3 separate regions of the Homo sapiens genome follow, and regions 2 and 3 are each linked to region 1. The links are chromatin loops, found by intact Hi-C in ENCODE. Cell type or tissue: ascending aorta. All regions are shown on one strand.

Region 1 (2,500 bases):
GTTCCTGCGGAGCAGCCCCGGCGCCCCTGCGTCAGAGTCCGCGCTTCAGGTTCCCCAGCATCCGCGCGACGACAGAGCTGGGCGCCCGGCGCCGGCTAGCGCGGGCGGGAAGCCCCCCGGAGCGCCGCCAAATACTTTTCTCGGCCAGTTGGCTTGGCCAGGCTCCGTCCCAATGCAGTGTGTCCGAAGCCTCCTGGAAAGCTGGAGATGTCGTCTGATTCTGATCCGTGATTAAATTCGGACTGAGCAGACACTAATAGGATTAGCCTGCCAGAAAGCTCGGCCCTGAAGCCATCGGAACCTGTGCAAACACGCGCCTCGGGCTGGAGCATTCACTCCCGCCCCGCCGCGCTTCTGCAGCTGGGTGCGGCTGACCTGGGCACCCGGAGTGTGGGTGTGTGTGAGCGGGCGGGAGCACAGCGTGGCTGGGGGACGTGGGGAGAAGGGGCTGCTTTTGCTGGGGTGGCTTGTCGTTGTTGTTTGGCACCACGGTGCCCCCCGGGGGCGCGGTCCCCACGGTGAACGTGCTGCTCACGGGTAGGCAAACCCAGGCCGGCTCCGGGACATTGTCTGCAAGGGCGAGCGAGCCGAGCTTACTAGAGGCGGCTGCGCTGGAACAAAGGCGCAAAGTCTCCCTGAGACCAAGCAATTTTGAAAGAGTTGGCTAGGGAGAGGGCCTGGGTCTCCCGGGGTAGACCCCCGCGGGAATTGCGCCGCCCCCAGCGGCCCCGGCCCGCGCCTGGGGAATTGTGTTCCCTGGTTGCGGTGAGCCGGCGAGCGACATCGCAGCGGCGCGGCCCAGCTCTTGGCAGGCGTGGGTTGCCGCCCGAGTGCCCACCGGCCGGGCGGGGTCGACCGTGCACCCGCCGGGGCTTCCCGGCCGCCACCGCAGCTCTGGGCCCCTGGAGGCCGCGCAGCTTCTTTCCTTCCCTCCCTCCCACCTCTTCTTGTCTTTATAGATCCCCCCTCCCTCCCACCCCCGCCGCCGCCGCCGCCAACAATCCGCTTTATAAAAAGCCCCTTTGTTTCCCAGGAGGCTGGAGAGAGGGAAGGGGAAAAGGGACGCAGAGGCAGAGGGCGGGGGCGGCTGTCTCCAAGTGGTTTCGAGCCGCTCGGGACAGGAGGGCAAGTGTAGGCGATGGGGGAGGGGGCTGTGTTTCGAGGACCCTCTGTGGGAACCCACGAAGGCGCACGGAGCCTCAGCCCCGGCCCTCGCTGCACGCCCGGCCTGCCAGCCCTGGACACCCTAAATCCTGGCGGCCGGGACGGCCGAGTGGACTGCACTGCGAGCTGGCGGGCGCGCGCAGAGGCCCTAGGCTGCAAGCGCTCCGCGGGGTGGGCAGACGCGACTCGCCGATGCGCTCGCCGGGCTCGGGCATAGGGGGCGCCCTTTCCTTGGTTTCGCTTTGCAGCGGGCGCCCCTCGCCGCCGGAGCTCAGGGCAGCTGTCGCGCCCGCCGGTGGCTAAGACGGAGGCGGCAGCTCGGAGGCTTAGGCCACCCGCGTCTGGCTACACGCCTCATTTCTTCCCGCGCCCTCCTGCCACACCCTCCGCCCCACCACACACAAGGGCTCAAACTCTCCGAGCGCCCTTTGTTTGGAGGCGCGGAGGCAGTGGGAGCCGCCACCTCCGGGGTTCGTGTAGCCTAGGCGGGCAGTGAGGATGAGCGTGCTACTCTGGACTGCGCGCTGGCCTGCTGCCTCTGCACCTAACCCAGCGCCTGACACTAAAGCTGCCAGCTTTAGTTAGATTGACCATTTAGCGGGTCCTTGTCCCTTATAACTGCCCCCCTAAAACTTTCGAGAACCAGGGCTTGCACTGAGGAATGTCAAATATAATGTTAGAAGTAACCTTTCGCCATTCTGTTGGCCTGCTCCGCCCCTGTGCCCCAAAGTGGTCGGTGTCTCTCATAGAGTTTGTTCGGGAAGGGAATACTGAAAAGAAAAAAGTGACAAATAAGGAAAGTGGGCGGGGCCCAGGCTCAGGCTGGTGGGTCTCCCAAGCGAAGTCAGATTCCACCCGCTCTCTGGCCGCCTCCGCCCCTCCTACTTCCATTTAATCTGATGTCGACGTTTTATTTGTGCCTTTTTGCATATCTTTCTCCTACTCCCCTCCCCTCCCATCTCTGGAGGTTATTGATAAGTGCTGCTCAAACATTTGTTCTCTGCGTCTTTGGAGTAGAAGATGAAGCGTTAACACCCTCAACGCGCATACACACATCCCAAATGCGCGCATACACACATCCCAACTGCATCTAAAACCACAAGAAAGTAATCAAAGGGTAAACTACTGGTTCTGCCTTCTCCTCCCTCCTTTGTGCTTCTCTTCTGGAGCAAGATCATTGGAAAATAAAGCTGCTGATGTGCGAGATGGAACATATGGTGCCTCCATAAGAGAGAAGCTGAAATGGCCTTGAACCTGCCGGACAGACCAGCTGTTTGCTGCCAGCCAGAGCAGCTAATCAGCTTCTTCCCCTTAAAGTAACAGCCCTCTTTTCACT
Region 2 (2,500 bases), 200 kb after region 1:
AAAAACAGGTCATGATAAAGTCATCCTATTTACTCGAACTGCTCGCGTATAAGTATTATGCAGTACAAAGAATATTATGCTCATTTTTCTATGTGCCAGGTTGTCTTTTCTTTTTTTAATTTTTTTGACACGCAGTCTCGCTTTGTCACACAGGCTGGAGTGCAGTGGTGCCATCTCAGCTCACTGCAACCTCTCCCTCCCGGGTTCAAGCGATTCTCTTGCCTCAGCTTCCCGAGCAGCTGGTATTACAGACACCTGCCACCACGCCTGGATAATTTTTGTATTTTTAGTAGAGACGAGGTTTCACCATGTCGTCCAGGCTGGTCTCGAACTCCTGACCTCAGGTGATCCGCCTGCGTTGGCCTCCCAAAGTGCTAGGATTACAGGCGTGAGCCACCGCGCCCGGCCCAGATTGTTTGTTTTATTTGATTACACAATGAATTCTCTTCTTGAAGTTTGCCTTTCTTCTCTTTTTCCTGTCCCTTTCTTTTTACTGTATCAATAGTTGTCTGACCCAAACCTCAACAAGTAGAAGGAATTTTGGACTGAAATGTTTCCGTTCACTAAGTCTCAATTGCGTTCTTGGAAAGGTGCTGGCACAGCTGAGGGACACCCCAGCTGTTAGTTGAGTTTGTGAATTGCAGATCCTGCCCCAGAGTCAGTGAAATTTCTTTTTCCCTTATACTATCTCAACTTTACGCAGCCAACCCTGTGTACCCAATAATAGCTCAATTTAGTGGCATCCGCTAAAGTCTTGTATAGAGAAGTTTTCCCTCTGGATTTCCCCTTTACTGAAGAAAAATGGGGAGACCCAGACAAGGGTCCCGGGACTACGCTTCCCAGCCGCCTCCGCCCGGCGCCCAGTCCAACTTCCCTTACAGGGATGGCCCCTGGCATCTTGGCCCCGCCCATCCCCAGCACCATATTGCGAACTACAATTCCCAGCTGCCTCCATGCGTCGGACCCTTCAAAATGGGCTTCCCAGCAGCCTCTCGGGCGAAGAGCCCCGCCCTTCGGAGCTGCTCCCCAGGTCGACCCGGCGCACTCTTCCTGCCCCCTGCCCCGTCACGTGATGCAGTCCCGCCAACCGGCACGGGGAGGCGGGCAGCGGGCGGTGGCCGGGGGCGGGCAGGCCGTGGGGGGCGGACCCCAGAGGGGGCGGAGCAGGGCCCGGCAGCCGAGCAGCCTGGCAACGGCGGTGGCGCCCGGAGCCCGAGGTGGGTGCGCGCTCACGGCTGGCCTGGCTCGGAGCCGGGCACTGCGGGGACCCGTGGTGAGGGGATCGGGAGGAGGAAGTTGGGACTCCTTGGGCCAGCGGGTCGCGCGGGGCCTTGCCGCACCGTCAGGGTTGGGTGGGGGTTTCGTCCAAGCGCCGTCGCTGTCCCCGCGGGGCAGGGCTGAGGCCAGGGAGCAGCAGGCAGGTACCTCCGGCTTCCTCCCGTTCTCCCCGCCCAAGGTGGCCGGCCGGCGGCGGGCGAAGGTCGGGACGGGGGTAGGGGTTGGCTGGCCGTGGAGCTGGGGGCGGACGTCTCAGCCACTGCCTGGACTTTGCTTCCCCGTCCCGGGGCGGTGAGTGGGCCGGGCGTCCGCCCTGCCTCCCCGGCGACGCTCCGCGGCTGGTCCTCGCCTTGGCCCTCCGCACGGAGCGGGCGTCCGTCGCATCCCCGGTGGGCCCTGCGGAGCGGCCGCAGCCCGGCACTGGCCGCGAAGCCTCGATGGCCGCTCTCGGCCAGTGTTTCTGTGTCATACACGAGAGGTTTATCTGCTTTTGCAACAGTTGAGGGAAGATCTTAGAGGGAACGGTTAGTTCCCTGATACGCAGTCGGAAGTATGTACAGGCACGAGCAAGCGCCCGTGGCCGGGTTGCCTCCCTTAACTGTCTTTTGCTGCGCTCAGGAAGTGAAAACTAATTTTAGTATTTGCCTAAGCAAGTAAGAAGTGAATCTGCTGCAAAAATTATATTAGAGCTTTATAGACGCACGCATCGTTTGAGGCGAAGTGGGTTGCGACTGGTTTTGAAACAGATACACCAGATCTTCACAAGAATAAAATTATAGCATTTTAGAATTGACTGGCATCCTGAAGTTTACATTGTTCATTTGTTTCCTGGATGGGGGAACTGAGGCCCAGAGAGGGTAACTAATATGTCCCGGGCTTCAGGGCAACTTAATGGCAAAGCTAATATCACAAGCCAGCTCTTTGGGGGTATCTTGGTGTCTGTCTAGTCTGGATTCTTTTTACCACAGCTCAGTATTATTCCTTGTGAAATAAGCACCTTAGAGTCTTGAGACTGAGCCAGCAATTTTGCTAGACTGCAAACCATTTTGAATTTCCTTCAAAATCGGTTTACCAACCAAATAAGACAATCAGGCCTGTTACTTTGCAGACACGTTTGCCTTCATCCAACATATATATTGGGCACGATCATGTATTCACCAGATTTGATTCTGAATGGCTTTTGGCTGCTTCACAAAATCAAATCTACTTTTCAGAGATTCCA
Region 3 (2,500 bases), 180 kb after region 1:
AAATGCAGATAAAGAGGCTCAGAAACAAGCTAGGAAAAGGGAGGTAGATTTCAACTGAGGTTTCTCAGACTCAAGGAGACAGGAAGTGCTCAGAGGGTGGAACCACAACACAGTGAATGTGCTGGGGATAACCCTGGGGAAGGAGGGGTCCCTCGTGTTTGGTGGAAGGGGGCGGGAGGCTTCTTAAAGGCGGAGGCATGCACAGCTGGCTCTGCAGAGCTGGAGGCCCTCTAAGGCAGCGAGGTGTGAAGGAGTGGACTTTGGGACAAAAAGGAGGTTTGTTTTACTACGTTGTTCAAACTTATGACATCCTCCCAAAGTGGGCACTGTCGTTATTTGGCTTGAGCCCCAGCTACGCTTGGCAGCGGAAGACAACAGCTTCCTCTCGCATGGCCCTGCCCTGGAGAATTGTCACAGCTCCTCAGATGGAGACATCACAGTTAGGAAGTGTCACCCAAGAAGCAAGTCTTCACCCCCAGCCACAACTGCCAGATTTCATTCATTCATCCATTTGTTTCTTCAGCAACAAGCACTTCCTAAGCACCTGCTAGCTGCCAGGTCCTATGCTGGGCATGGGGTGAGTGTGGGGTTGATGAACCCTGTATTGATAGCGAACGGTATTGGGGCCCCCTCACTAACCATCCCTACCCCTCCCGCCACTCTTTCGGGCTCTAGGGATGCGGAACAGGGCAGACGCGGTTCTCAGAAGCTGCCCCTCCCCCAGCACAACGCGAGGGTGGGCTTTGGAGCTTATGGCTTGTCAGCAAAAGAGAGCGCATGCAGGGCCTTGGCCGGTGGCAACCTGAGGGTAGCAGGTTCCCATCCCAGAATTCCCCTGGGCAGGCCAGCTTCTGAGGGAGTGTCCTGTTCCCTCCGGACTTGGCTCGATGGGGAGCCCCAGCCGAGTTACTGGCAGTCACCACCCTCCCGGGTCCCACCCACGCAGCGGCCAACGGAAAGCTCTGGCCCTCCCAGGCTGGAGTTTGTGCCAGGCAGGCTCCAGTAGCGGGGCAGGGCCCGGGTGCTTCGCTCGGCAGCCCCCACGCCCCTTCCTCCACACCCGAGGGTTGGCAGAGGTCCCCTAAGCCCTCGGCCTGTTCCGACCGCGCGCGAGTCTCCGCACCACTCGGTGCCCTTGACCGCGGACCTCGCTGCCTCTCCATTGGCCCGGCCGGTCACGTGCGCGGCCGCCGGTCCCAGCCGGCTACAGAGCCGCTGCTGTGCCCGGTCTTGCAAATCGCCGCCGTCCAGCCGCCTGCTCTGGTGCGAGTCTTCTCCGCTTTACGACTCGGACTCAGAAAAGCCGGCCTGGGCTTCGGCCACTTCCCCAGCACCCGTGTCTGCCCTTCCAATTGCCCCTTTCCTGCCTGGCACGACCTGGCCTTGCTCACTGCACGCTTCCCTTCTAAGTGAGCCTTCTTTTTCCTTTCCCTCAGCCAGCCTTGAAGTCTCCTTCGACAGAGAGTGAGACCTGCTGTCCTCCCTGCCCTTAGTCACTGTCCACTCAGCCTAATGCCTCTGTGGAAGAGGAGGAGCCGCCATCTCTGAACTGTTAATGGAGGTGGGGAAAGAGAGCCAAGCTAGGAAACAGGTTGATAGACGGATCGGCCCAGTCAACTGTGAACACAGCTGCTGATTCATGCAATATGTGTTTACTGAGCACCTACTGGGTATCAGCAAGGTGTTAGGTGCTAGAGACGGAGCAGGGAACAAAACAGGTAAGATCCCTGCCCTTAGAGACCCACCATTCTAGAGGATAAAGCCAGACATCCCAGGTGTGGCCTTTCACAAGACCGCCCCTTAGATGCAATCAGGGGCATTCATTCATTCATTCATTCATGCAAGTGTTCTCTCACCAAGTCATTTCTGAGCTCTCCCCACCCTGGGTCCTGAATTCTGCTGGGCACTGTAAGGAGAGGAGAGAGGAGATCCATCAGCACCAGTCCTAGCCCTCAAGAAGCTCAAAGCCCAGTAGATGTGAAACCCTATAATTATACTGGAAGCTAGTAAGGGCTGTGCCTAAGGTATTACTCTGGGCACAGAGGACAATGCAGTCTGAGCATGGCTGGGTGTTCTGCAGAGAGCAAGAGCAGAGCCACTTACTGAGAAGGGTAGGAAAGCTCAAACTTGTTTTCTGACACCACGGTTGGTATCATGTCTCCAGCCTAGGCTGGTGGCTTGACTTGCTGTCCTGTGAAAACACCAGTGTGGTTGTGACTCATTAGGCTGGGCGGGTGGCAGGAGGATTGCCAATTACATTTGAATTTCAGACACACACACTCACCACACACACATCATTTTTAATGTAAGTATATTTCAAATATTACATGGGACATACTTATACAACAAAATTCATTGTTTACATGACATTCAAATGTAAGTGAGTGACCTGTATTTTTATTTTCCAATTCTGGCAACTTTTGAAGGTGAGGTGTGGGAATGGGCCGAGGTGAACTTGTCTAGGAAGAGCAGGGGCCCCAATGACTACAGTGCCCAGTCT

Evidence for each region. A loop is a pair of places that touch in the nucleus more often than their neighbours do. Peaks named below come from ENCODE experiments on the same cell type or tissue, not always from the same donor. Only the 100,000 strongest peaks of a DNase experiment are listed, where the experiment ranks them.
Region 2: a loop joins it to region 1, with 13 times the contacts of the local background. A loop is called at or near these places in 24 of 110 quality-filtered maps.
Region 3: a loop joins it to region 1, with 2.9 times the contacts of the local background. A loop is called at or near these places in 6 of 110 quality-filtered maps.

The regions. Positions count from the first base shown.
Region 1 is chrX:150,364,136-150,366,635 of GRCh38, forward strand. All of the region lies in intron 1 of MAMLD1 (mastermind like domain containing 1), which reads left to right. Among named protein-coding and RNA genes, the nearest start is that of MAMLD1, 2.1 kb to the left of the region's middle. In ascending aorta, a CTCF peak has its summit at 1,384; DNase peaks (open chromatin) are centred at 48, 532, 1,396 and 1,976; H3K4me3 peaks cover 2,500 bases; H3K27ac peaks cover 2,500 bases.
Region 2 is chrX:150,567,446-150,569,945 of GRCh38, forward strand. MTM1 (myotubularin 1) reads left to right here and starts at 1,176. Exons shown (of 15, transcript NM_000252.3): 1 at 1,176-1,217. RefSeq lists a silencer at 978-1,657. In ascending aorta, no CTCF peak of the experiment used is centred here; DNase peaks (open chromatin) are centred at 1,016, 1,466 and 1,851; H3K4me3 peaks cover 1,424 bases; H3K27ac peaks cover 1,331 bases.
Region 3 is chrX:150,546,696-150,549,195 of GRCh38, forward strand. No RefSeq gene overlaps it. Among named protein-coding and RNA genes, the nearest start is that of MTM1, 21 kb to the right of the region's middle. In ascending aorta, no CTCF peak of the experiment used is centred here; DNase peaks (open chromatin) are centred at 896 and 1,066; H3K4me3 peaks cover 1,184 bases; H3K27ac peaks cover 1,782 bases.